Regions from separate parts of the Homo sapiens genome. Here region 1 is linked to region 2. A link is an interaction called in ENCODE POLR2A ChIA-PET data of the cell type or tissue named here. Cell type or tissue: Caco-2. All regions are shown on one strand. Each heading gives the region's core, and the rest is flanking DNA. Links, peaks and the distances in the headings are about the cores only. Region 1 has its middle 200 kb from the start of LINC00581. Region 2 has its middle 84 kb from the start of LINC00581.

Region 1 (6,513 bases), core at 512-5,511, 110 kb before region 2:
ATGTCCTAATGTGGAGTGTTCTTTACAGCATGGAGCATTTCTTCCCTAATGCTATTTTCTCAGATAAATAAACAACCTGAAAAAAGCAGAGAATAAAATAGTCCTCGCCAAGGGCACTTAACAAATGTTGACATTTAGCTGTATTTGCTTCGTATTGTAAAAGAACTGAATGTAAAAAATACAGTTGAATCTCCTTTCTGGGTCTCTTCTTGATACCATTTCCCTCCTTTTCTCCCTCCTTGGAAGGAAGCTATATGCTAAAGTGGGCCTTTTTCTTCCCATTCACGTTTTTGTGCTCTCACTATGCATTTATATGTCTTCAGAATTTGTATATAATTTGAAATGTTACCTGTGATACTGTATGTATCTGTTATGGGTTGAATTGTATCATTCTCTCCCCCAACCACAAATTCATATGTTGGATCCATATGTTCACAAATTCATATGTTGAAATCCTAACCCCCAGGGCATCAAAATATAAGCTTATTTGGAAAAAGGACCATTGCAAATGTAATCAGGTAGGTTATGATGTGGTGATACTGGAATGGGGTGGGGGGGTCCCTGTGACTGGTATCCTTATATAAAGAATGCCCCGTGAAGAGACAGAGATGTACAGAGGGAAGATGATGTGGAGACACAGGGAGAAGACAGCCTTTGATGAGCCAAGGAACGCCTGCGAAGTTGCTTTCTTTTTCTCACAGTTATGCTTTCTAGATTTAGCCATGTTGGGCGTAGCAGCCCACCACCCTCATTTTAAATAGCAAATGTAGGGTGAGAAGCTTTTTTTAAGAACGTACCTCAACAACACACACAGCTCTACTTTATGCTTTCATTCAGTAAAAATGCATTGAGCACCGGCGATGTGCCAGGCCCTGGGGGGAGAGCAGAGAGGGCCAGTGAGCCAAGGGGAAAGCCTAGCTAGGAATTAGGAAGGTGACCAGGGGATTTGAACACCATGCCAGTGAGGAAGGGGAGAGGATAGTGTTTGATGGCATGAGCATCTAAGCTGGTAGCTTCCGGGGAGGAGGGAGGAACTATCGTTTGGAGGTGTCAGGATCTGCAGTTGCTGGGAAGCAAATTCCTTTATTGCAATGCTTCTCACATTTCTGCAACCATCACAATCCCCTGGAGGGCCTCTTGAAACACAAGCCCCATTGGGCTTAACTCCCAGGGTTTCTGATTCAGGAGGTCTGGGATGGGGCCTGAGAATGTGCATTTTTAACAATTGCTTAGATAATGCTGATTGCTGGTCCAGGGAACACACTTTGAAAACCATCAGTCTATTGCATTCAATGACTCTATTGTCTTTTTTTTTTTTTTTTTTTTTGAGATGGGATGATCTCTAAATCTGTCTAAATCTCTTCTAGAGACAGTTGGAGTGCGGTGGTGTGTCATAGCTCACTGCAGTCTTGAATTCCTGGGCTCAAGTGCTACTGTCACCTTGGCCTTAAAAGTAGCTAGGATTACAGGTGCTCACCACCATGCCTGGCTAATTTTTTCTCTAGAAACAGGGTCTCACTATGTTGCCTAGGCTGGTCTTGAACTCCTGAGCTCAAGCCATCCTCCCGCCTCAGCTTCCCAAAGTGCTGGGATTATAGGCGTGAGCCACTGTGCCTGGCCATCCCACCTAAGACTTGATAAGTGGTAAGATTTCTTATGCTTTGGTGCTGCCTCTCTAGGCCTATGTCTAGGGTTTTTGTTGGCCCCTGATATGGAATGAATTGTATCCTCCCGAAAATTTGTTTGTGGGAGTCCTAACCCTGACTACCTCAGAATATGTGGCTGTATTTGGAAATAGGGTATAAAGGTAGGCCCTAATCCGATGTGACTGATGTCCTTACATGAAGAAAAAGAGCCACCAGGGATGTGCAGGTGCACAGGAAAGGCTGTGTTTTGTGAGGACACCTCGAGAAGGTGGCCATCGGCAAGCCAAGGACTGAGGCCGCAGGAGAAACCAAACCTGCCCACACCTTGATCTCAGACTTTCAGCCTCCCGAACTGTGAGAAAATAAATTTCTGTCATCTGAGCCACCCAGTCTGTGGTATTTTTTTATGGCAGCCCTAGCAAACCAATACAGCTCCTTTTTGGAACTTCACCCTTCCATCACCTTCCATAGGCAAAGGCTTGGCCTCCATGAGCTCCGGAAACTCGTTGCTCTGCGTCTAAGAACTCTGGAAACCCAGTGGAAACCCAAAGGGCGGCTTCTCCACTCACTTCTGCTCACTCTTCTGGCTTTAGTTTCTTTCATTTCTGGCACCTTCAGTTTCCCTTATTTTCTTTCAAACTAAGCTCTCCCTCTATATTTTTAAATGTTATATTTTATCCCCTGTGTGGGTGTCTTTGGAACTGGAAGAAGCCAGCCCACATCAGGTTCATTTGCCATGTTGCTGGGGGTTCCACACTACATTCTTAAATCTATCGAGCACTTTCTTGCATCCAGTTTGATTCACATTCCTTCTGATGATTTTTATAAGACAGTATGACCTCCCTCACATTACAGATGGAAAACGAAAGCTCAGAGTGTTCAAGTGATTTGCCCAGTGTTGCATAGCTAATAAATAATGAAACTTGTCCTGGAACCTAACACCAGTTCTTCCTCCACTCCACCGTGGCACCTATTACAACCCAAGTACAATGACAATATAAGAAAGAGGCCGGGCGTGGTGGCTCATGCCTGTAATCCCAGCACTTTGGGAGGCCGAGATAGGTGGATCACTTGAGCCCAGGAGTTCAAGACCAGCCTGGGCAACATGGTGAAATCCCTGTCTCTACCAAAAAAAATTAAAATTAGCCAAGCATGGTGGTGCGTGCCTGTAGTCCCAGATACTCAGGAGGCTGAGGTGGGAGGATCGCTTGAAGGCAGGAGGCAGAGGTTGCAGTGAGCCAAGATCATGCCACTGTACTCCAGCCTAGGCAAAGGAGTGAGACCCTGCCTAAAACAAAAGAAAAATTTTTTTTTTTTAAAAAAAAAAAGGTCTAAGAAAGAGTAATATTATAGCTCTATAGGATATAACTTTATAAAAATGCCATAGAATATGCTTGAAAACTCTCCAAATTTCAGGAAACACTGCTAAAATTCTTCCAAGTAAAGCTGTGAGATGCTGTCAGGAACATCCACATTTGACTGTTTCTCTTCCCTGGATCTAAAAGCACCTTATGAGAACCCATGAAAAGTTTCTCTTCCACACCATCCATGCCATCAATCCTAAAAGACAGATTTTCATCTCTGTTTATGCCTGAATTTAGCAGACATTCTCTCTATTTTCTTCTAGTAGATTCTAGTGCCAGCATCCAAAGGGTTTTCCTCCTTAGAATATAATCTTGGAGACTTTAAAGTGCCATGTGTATTATGGAATGAAGACTATGGAAATATAACTTATCCTTTTGGATGTAGATTTCAGGTACTTAGCTTAGAGATAGATTTGAAGGTGAGTTTGCTTCTCCTCACTAGCTTGGATATCAGGAAAGTTCTTTCTGGAGATGAACTGTGCCTCTTTGATGCATCATTTTCTCATGACCTAACTCCAATTTAGAATCAGAGTTTTAGAATCTAGAGTGACTTGCTGCTCTAGAATCTATCATCAAGATCTTTTGTCTTGTCTTCATCCCCGCTCCCAAGCCTGGGTCAAGGAAGTTGCATACACTCTTTCCATCTGTGAGTTCTAGAAGGACCCTCTAATTTCCCTTAGACTCCTGTCCTGAGTCCATACCATTCCCATTCACCCCCAGCTCTTTTTGTCTTAATTCAGGTGTGCTCACCTCTTGCCAACACCCTTCAGTCACTGCCTTTCCTGAAACTCATTTTTTTCTTGGTCTCCAGAGAGCAGTAGCCAATTCACTTTTGACTCTCAGTAGCTGCTTGTCTTTCTCCCTTCACGTCAGCTGTCAGAGGGCCTTCAGGAAAATGTGTGGCCCAGCCCTTGCAATGTACTGGACCTTATCATATGTGTTTTATATACTAAAGTTACAGACTTTATTCTACTGTTGACTACGGGCCTTTTTTATTCTGTCCAAAGCAATTGTCAGATTGACTTGGAAAATTTTCCAATTCAAAAGCCTGCTTTAAAGAATAGCTAAGGTCATTACATTTTGCTTAATTTTTTGAAGTACTTTTTAATTTTCATTTAGTAATACACAAACTTATTTTAAGAAACAACTTGTTGCCTGTAATCCCAGCACTTTGGGAGGCTGAGGTGGGCGGATCACTTGAGGCCAGGAGTTCGAGACCAGCCTGGCCAATATGTTGAAACCCCATCTCTACTAAAATTACAAAAAATAAAATAAAATAGCTGGGCATGGTTGCAGATGCCTGTAGTCCCAGCTACTCAGGAGGCTGAGGCATGAGAATTGCTTGAACCCAGGAGGTGGAGGTTGAGATGAACCAAGATCATGCTACTGCATTCCAGCCTGGGCAACAGATCGAGATTCTGTCGCAAAACAACAACAACAACAACAACAACAACAACAACAACAACAACTTGTTAATGGGGAGTCATTTCACGGGCATAGTTTTTACTCTGCAAGATGAAAAAGTTGTAGAGATTGTTTGCACAATAGTGTGAAGATACCTGACAGTATTGAACTGTACACTTAAGAATGGTTAAGGTAGTACATTTTATGTTATGTGTATTTTACCACAATTTTAAAAACAGACGTGCTTCAGATTTTATATGTTTGTAAGAGCTGTCCAACTAATTTCTGAAACCAGCCTACTTACAAATATATATACATATATATATATGGTGTATATATACATATATATATGGTGCCCACATTTCCACCATTTCATTGCATCCTTCTGATATTGGCATAGAAATTCCACCTTTGCTTCTAGATGCAGAAGTAGTTTTTGTGGACACAAAGGTAAAATTACAGTGTGTTTTTCAGACAGAAGAGTTCTTACTGTCACACATTTGAGCACTGCTTCATAGTTGACCTTTCAGTGACCCGAAGTTACCTGTCCAGACAGACGTCTGTGCTCAGAGCCCGACGGCTCCTGGGTACCCAGATGATCACATTACAGTAGTAACCCCCTGTCCATGTTCTCAGGGATGTTACACTGTAGATAATCATGGAAAAGAAAGTTTACTTCTTTGGAGTATCCTCCAGCTCTGTTTTCTTGTAATTTATTAACTGTGAGAAAACAAGGTTGGGGTGAAAGCCCACGTGGTCTTGTCAGCACAAAAGGCATTTTTCAACAAAACTGTGCTGGAAGCATCACGCTGACAAGAAGTCGTGGGGATATTATCAAAGCAACTTTGAGATGTGGTCTCTTCTAGGGGGCAAAAGGATATACTTCCTCCTGTCGAGCGCTCTCCGATTACTACCTCTGGCTTCACTGTGTTGCTTATAGGCTACTCAGACACACAGATGGCCTCAGCGATGCCAGGAATCTGTTTAATTGTCTAACACGGTTTAAAGTTTTTCGGGAGATTCAGGTGATTATTTCAAACAGCAGGAATTACTTTTAAAATGGTTGGCGGCGGGGGCACCGTGGTGAAAAAAAAAGTCAGAAACGTACAACACTTGGATCATTTTTGAAGTGCATCTATTTTTGTTTTCTGTCTGAGACCAAAATGCTCCCGGCATAGTCTGTCCCTGAAACGATAAATATCTTAAGTCACGAAGTCTAAAAGGAGGCAGGGGGCCCAGTGCACTAGGAACCAAGGCGGGAAACAGAAAGCCCAGTTAGAATATTTGCCCGGGACGACTTCAGTAAATGAAGCCTTGGACAAAAGAGAACTTTTTTTCATATGGGAAAAAACCTGGGTATCTATCGATTTCCCTTTCTTCACAGTAATGTTTGGCTCTGACAGTAGCTTTGCAGCTTTGAGACGCTGTGAGTTTTCTGCATCTGCACATTAATGTTCTCAGAGTTTTGTCTAAGAACAGCAAAAACATCTGAGTAATTGCTCTGAAGGACTTCAGCTTCTCAAATGGACTTTAAAGGTCTATCGAGGTCGGGCATAGTGGCTCGCACCTGTAATCCCAGCACTTTGGAAGGCTGAAGCCAGCGGATCACTTGAGGTCAGGAGTTCAAGACCAGCCTGGCCAACATGGTGAAACCCCATCTCTACAGAAAATACAAAAATTAGCCGGGCATGGTGGCGTGTGCCTGTAATCCCAGCTACTCAGGAGGCTGAGGCAGAATTGCTTGGAGGCAGAGGTTGCAGAGAGCCAAGATTGCACCACTGTATTCCAGCCTGGATGACTAAGATTCCATCAAATAATAATAATAATAATAATAATAATAATAAAGGTCTATCAGGTAACTAGGATTTCTTGTGTTTCCATCCTTACTTATGTGCATTGGGGCGGAATCAGCAGATGAAGCCACTATACCCAAGATGCGTTTTCAAATTTACCTCTTCTCTCAACCGGATTTCTTTTACACCTATTTGGTGAATCCTTGTTTTTGTGTTTCTGCTCATTTTTGTGGCTCACTTTGAAAAGTTCTAGCACCTAGATGTCTTCAGTTTGCCACATCCATCTGAAGCTACTGTATTAAGCAT
Region 2 (6,513 bases), core at 452-5,451:
ATTATGTCCCCAAAGCCATTATGTTTCTCCATCTACAAAAAAAGAAAAAGTGACACTTGTTACTGTTGGTGTCTAAAGCCCTCTTCAACTCTGAAAATCTATGCTGCTGCTTCCCATTCTTATGTTTGGTTTACTCAGGTTTTCTGCCTTCCCCTCCCTCTGTCGCTGAGCTTGGGCATGGGGGTGGTGCTTACACATGGGGCTATGTGGTGGCTAGCCCCCACATAGTGTTACATGAGAAGTGCCTGGAAGGGCTCTCTCCCCTGAGTACCCCACCTCATTGTCATTCGGCATGTCACCATTAGGAATGCGTTCTCTTTTCTCCACCCGCACTGCCTTTATTTAGGTCTTCTCTGCCTCTTGTCTGGATTTGGGCCAGTCTCCAAGTTTGTCTTCATGGGTCCTATGTATTCAACCCCCAGATGACATTTCTTATAGACTAGCCCTGCTCAGGATATTTTTCCCATCTCTTCCTTGTATTGCCTATTGCTTTTATTACTAAAGTGCTAGGGCCCTCCATGATAAGTCTCAAACTATACCTTCAAGGGGGTGTCCCATTACCCTCCTGGATAGCCTCTGCCCCATCACACAGACTACTCACCATCATCCACCTCTATGCTCAGCTGGTTCTTCTGCCATGCCCATCTTCTATCCAGGTGTATTAGATCATTTTCATGCTGCTGATAAAGACGTACCTGAGACGGGGAAGAAGAAGAGGTTTAATGGACTTGTAGTTCCACGTGACTGGGGAGGCCTCACAATCATGGCGGAAGGCAAGGAGGAGCAGGTCACATCTTACATGGATGGTGGCAGGCAAAGAGAGAGCTTGTGCAGGAAAACTCCCCCTTACATAACCATCAGATCTCGTTAAACTTATTTACTATCACGAGAACAGCACAGGAAAGACCTGCTTCCATAATTCAATCACCTCCCACTGGGGTTCCTCCCACAACACATGGGAAATATGGGAGTTACAATTCAAGATGAGATTTGGGTGGGGCACAGCCAAACTATATCACCAGGCCCAATTCTACCTGAAAAATATTGCCCATTTCTCACCATCTTCCTCCCAAACTGGAGTAAGACTCTGCTTTCCAAGGGCCCTTAATAGTTTGAATAAAAGATCATATTGTGTATTTTTTTCTTGGAAGATGCATGGCTCCCTATCTACCAGAGTAGAGTCTCTTTGAGGGAAAAAAAATGTATTCTTTATAATCCTTATAAAGTTCGGCAAGAATTCATCCCTAAGGCATTTATTGACTAGAATCAAAGTGACGCTCACTCCTGGGAAATTGAATTTTAATTTAATTTGCACAGTGCTCCTGGGATGAGTAGCAAGTTAAGTCTTAAGTAGATAGGATTTAATTAGTTTAGTGATTCATTTTTTTCTTACATGAGTGTACACTCCTGTGTAGGTGTGAAAACATTAGTGTACACCTCTGTGTAGGGGCGTGTGTGTAAACAAATGTGCATGCACCATCACATTCTGGTAGAAGGGGAATAATGTCAAAAAAAAAAAAAGGGGAAAATGTGTAGCAGTTACCACAAAGGCACTGAAGGAGCATATTTACTTTATGGTTTCACCAAAGACTAATTCTGCTCATTCTTGAAACAGCCTACCCCATTATTCTATCAAATTATATGTTTTCTGTCTGTTTACTTTTGGATAAAATTTATCCATGAAAACTTTTTTAGTTAACCCATAACCCCCAACTACCTTATATCACCCTGATAGGTTAACACAGCTCTGCACAGATGTGTTAAGACATGAATGAAGCAGTTCAATGTGATTTATCTCCTATTCAGATTGTCCTTCCTGGGATAGTACTTCCTAATTTAATGTTGAAGTCTTTCTATAAAAATTGTTCATAAATATTTGAAAGTGAAAGAATTCTCCAGATATTTGATCTGGGACAGTTCCCAGTGATCTTACACAACACTCTCATTTAGCTCTGCCCATGACTACCTGGAATAAAGGTTACGTTTTTCAAGCTTCCCTTGCAGCTAGGAATGTCCATGTGACTAAGTTCTGGTCAATGAAATGTAAACAGAAGTGTCACGTATAAGTTCCAAAAATGGTCTTTAAAGCATGAGGGCAATGTGTTTCGGACCCTTTTTTTTTTTTTTTTTCCCCATTGAGAGGGAATTGAGAGGGATGTTGACATAATAGATGAAGCTCCAGCAGCCATCTTAGCCCATGAGGTAAAAATCTGGCACTAAAAATGGCAATACCAGCAAGATAGAATGGGCCTGAGTTGATGATGACTTTCTGAACATGCCTACTGGACTACCTACCTCCAGTTTTCTTTTGCAGGAAAGAGAAACAAGACTTCTATCTTATTTAGTCCTTTGTTTATGGTTTCTTTATTCACAGCTTAACTAAATCCTGATTGAATATAGCCATAGAGAGGGCAGGGCTTGAAGAACGGCAGAGAGCCCTCAAATGAGACCCTAAATGATGCTCTGTCTGGAATTTTAAAAAATCCTTAAAAAGAAGAGGAAGAAGATCAAAATGATGTGCTACAGGGTATGTTCCCTGCTCCTTGGTGAGAGCAGGAATGTCAATTGCATTATGTGCTGGAAACGTCACAGTCAGCATTGATGGGCCTCTCAGGCCAGTGTCCATAAGACACTGGATGGACAGGAAGTACCAGAGGACGACAGCATGAGCAAGGAAGCCACGGAGCGTTAAAGAGGCTGGACTGTAATGAATGCTGGCTGTCGCTAGCTGGGCTTAAAACATGCGAGACATGGGATTTGGTGGCATGGTGTCTTCATTTCTCAACCATGGAATTAATTTTCATTTATGGTAATGAGCATATTAAAATAACTTGGTAGTAATTCCATCCCTTCTTATTTAAGCTATTCCCAGTCTGGCATCATTCCACAAAGCAAACTACTTGAGGAAGTTCTTGCCAGGAATGCAGTGACAAGGGCATTACACAATGGTAGAGAAACCAAGGTCCAGAAAGGAAAGGGATTTGCCTTAAACCGCCCAGCTAGTTAGTTACTCTCAGGGCTGGGTTTGAACTCTGGTTTCTTGAGGCTTCTGGGCCAGCCTGTCTTTCCCCAGAATCCCCTTTTATCTGCCCGTACAATCCACTGTCAATCAGGAAAATTGGTTGTGCTCTGGAAAACTGGGCTGAACTGAAATGAAATATTCATCTTTACCATAAGATCAAGAGTAATCAAACTCAGAGCTTTCATATCAAGAGAAAAATCCGAGAAAAATTTAGCTTTCAAAATGTTTGCAAAAACAATTATTTCAAGTTGTGTCTTTCTGACTGTAAAAAACAAGGTTTTGCATGAGATAATTTGTTGATAAAGCATTTGTGTGCAGAGAAGTGCGGTGCCCACGCAAGAAAACACTCTAGTGTCTTTTTTATGGGGTTCGAAATCTCCAAGTACCAAGAGTGGATGGGTGGACCAATTACAATGCCAGTTATAAAATGGATAATAAAATGAAAAAATAAGTTTGATTAACATTTTCTTTGGTACTAGATGAGTTTCCCAGAGTTTCCCAAAGCACAGAGCTCTGCAAACAATAGTATTGTTATTATTTATTATTTATTTATTTATTTTTGAGATAGATTCTCACTCTGTCACCCAGGCTGGAGTGCAATGGCATGATCTCGACTTGCTGCAACTTCCACCTCCCAGATTCAAGCAATTCTCCTGCCTCAGCCTCCCAAGTAGTTGGAATTACAGGCACACACCACACTACTCCTAGCTAATTTTTTGTATGTTTAGTAGAGACGGGGTTTCGCCATGTTGGCCAGGCTGGTCTCGAACTCCTGAGCTCAGATGATCCACCTGCCTCAGCCTCCCAAAGTGCTGGGATTACAGGCATGAGCCACCACGCCGAGACAGTATTGCTTTTTCTTTTTTTTTTTTTTTGAGACAGAGTCTCCCCCTGTAGCCCAGGCTGGAGTACAGTGGCGCCATCTTGGCTCACTGTAAGCTCCATCTCCTGCGTTCAAGCGATTCTCCTGCCTCAGCCTCCCAGGTAGGTGGGACTACAGGCACCCACCACCATACCCGGCTAATTTTTGTATTTTTAGTAGAGACGGGAGTTTCACCATATTGGCTAGGCTGGTCTCGAACTCCTGACTTTGTGATCCGCCTGCCTCTGCCTCCCAAAGTTCTGGGATTATGGGCGTGAGCCACCGCGCCCAGCCCAGTATTGCTATTTTTAAAAAGCCCTCAATACGCTATTTCTTTCTATTAAATCTTTCAGTATGTTCCTTACTCGTTACAAATTTCTAACATCTGTATTTGTATAAAAGTGCCGAATGTAAGCTGGAGATAATGATAAATCCTTACATAATGGGAGATGTGCCTTTTCACAGGCTCTCTTCCCCCACTGTTTTGTGCAAATCACCTATCTTGGAATCTCAAGTTTTTTAACATTGAAAGAAACCTCTTACTTCAATATATAAATAATCCAATCCCCTCACTTACAAATGAGAAAAAATGAGGTCCCAAGAGAAGAAAGATTGTGCCTAAGGTCACAAAGCTAATAAGTATCTCTTCACTTCCCTTCATGTCTTAATAGTTATCTCTTCAGTTCCCTTCGTGTCTTTGCAGAACAGATCAAAAAGATTTTTCTTCCCCTCTGTTTTCTCACCCACCAAGCAGTCCAGACGAGGTCCCAAGCTTGGAGAGATAAATATGGTACAATAAAGTACTACCATATACAATGTATCAAAGAACTTCTTTTTTTTTTTACTCTGAAGGAACAAAGTGTGTCATAAACATTCATTCTGAGCAGTTTTGTTGTCCACTTTTTATGTATGGGCTGAACTGCCTGTTCTTTGCCCCAAGATGTGTATGTGAAAATGTCACATGTTCACAGTTTATTGGTAGCATTTCAGAGTAGAAGTGGGCCTTGCTAACACAACCAAGCTTCTGTGCACCCTGGGGTGGATGCAGCTGCTGTTCCCAGGTGTCAATGAAGCCCAAAGCAATTGGAGACATTGGTCTAAGGCTGGAAGAAGGTTTCTGAGAGGAGCCAACATCCTAATTTGAGGTCTGCTGAATATCTGTGCTGGCTGTTGCTCTGAGCACACTGCTGCATGCCTGCAGGCCCCTGATAAACTCAGTATTAGTTCCAACATCTCTTACAGATACCACACAGGACAACCCCAAAAGGGCAGTAAATACTTACCACACACACACAAAAAAAGCCACGGTTCTAAGAAAAAGAGACTGAGATTATAGCTACCGTGCTACCTCTAACTGGGTAATATTTCCCCCATCCACCTGTATTTTCATTTTCTTTTCCTTTTTCTTTTCTTTTCTTTCTTTCTTTCTTTCTTTTTTTTTTTTTTTTTCTGTGACAGAGTCTCACTTTGCTGCCCAGGCTAGAGGGCAGTGGCACGATCTCAGCTCACTGCAAGCTTTGCCTCCTGGGTTCACGCCATTCTCCTCCCTCAGCCTCCCAAGTAGCTGGGACTACAGGTGTCCGCCACCACGCCCGGCTAATTTTTTTGTATTTTTAGTAGAGACAGGGTTTCACCGTGTTAGCCAGGATGGACTCGATCTGCTGACCTCGTGATCCGCCCATCTCGGCCTCCCAAAGTGCTGGGATTACAGGCGTGAGCCACCGAGCCTGGCCCTCTTTTTTTTTTTTTTTGAGACGGAGTTTTGCCCTTGTTGCCCAGGCTGGTGTGCAATGGTGCGATCTCAGCTCAGGGCAACCTCTGCCTTCCAGGTTCAAGAGATTCTCCTGCCTCAGCCTCCCAAGTAGCTGGGATTACAGGCACGTGTCACCACACCTGGCTAATTTTGTATTTTTAGTAGAGACGGGGTTTCACCGTGTTGGTCAGGCTGGTCTCGAATTCCTGACCTCAGGTGATTCACCCACCTCAACCTCCCAAAATGCTGGGATTACAGGCGTGAGTCACTGTGCCCGGTCCCACCTGTATTTTCAAAATAATATTTGGCCAAATTTTTATTCCTTGAATGGAGTTATCAGGAAAAAGTAAAACAATTAATGAAATAGCATGCTTTGTGGGGAGGGAGAAAGATAATCACATGTTAATTTAACTAGGAGGTGATAAAATCCACATCTTCTATGCATAATTTATCTGACCTACTACCGACAGCATAACTAGTATATAAAATATCAAAGCTTTATTTGATGCTTTCCTGGGAATTCACTATTTTACCTTCGTTGAAACTGATTAGAATATAGTACCTTTTACTGTCCTTTTAGAACATTTAGAATGAGAAGTGAGCTTGCTTTCCTAGTTTCAATTCAGAAAACTACAAGAAGTGTTTATGTAGCAGCAGCTCAGTATACATGACCCTGTGCTTAGAGATATTGGGATTAAAGCTTGGACTTCCATGATTCTTGGAGTCCATTTTAGGCATCATGTAATTCATACAAATGCCCTGTGGAGCACCTACTCGGGACCAGGTAAAGCAGGCTATTTTTACATTAGTATTTTGAGATTGCCACCTGGTAACTGTCACCTTTACTTCCTTCAGAGAAAATTTAAAAAACAAACA

Evidence for each region. ChIA-PET counts read pairs that join two places held together with the same protein. Peaks named below come from ENCODE experiments on the same cell type or tissue, not always from the same donor. Only the 100,000 strongest peaks of a DNase experiment are listed, where the experiment ranks them.
Region 1: POLR2A ChIA-PET joins it to region 2 with 5 read pairs; 3 of 35 experiments call an interaction of 5 or more read pairs at or near these places.

Annotation. Positions count from the first base shown.
Region 1 is chr6:21,312,538-21,319,050 of GRCh38, forward strand. No RefSeq gene overlaps it. Among named protein-coding and RNA genes, the nearest start is that of LINC00581, 200 kb to the right of the region's middle. In Caco-2, for the core only: no CTCF peak of the experiment used is centred there; no DNase peak of the experiment used is centred there.
Region 2 is chr6:21,424,384-21,430,896 of GRCh38, forward strand. No RefSeq gene overlaps it. Among named protein-coding and RNA genes, the nearest start is that of LINC00581, 84 kb to the right of the region's middle. In Caco-2, for the core only: no CTCF peak of the experiment used is centred there; a DNase peak (open chromatin) is centred at 2,648.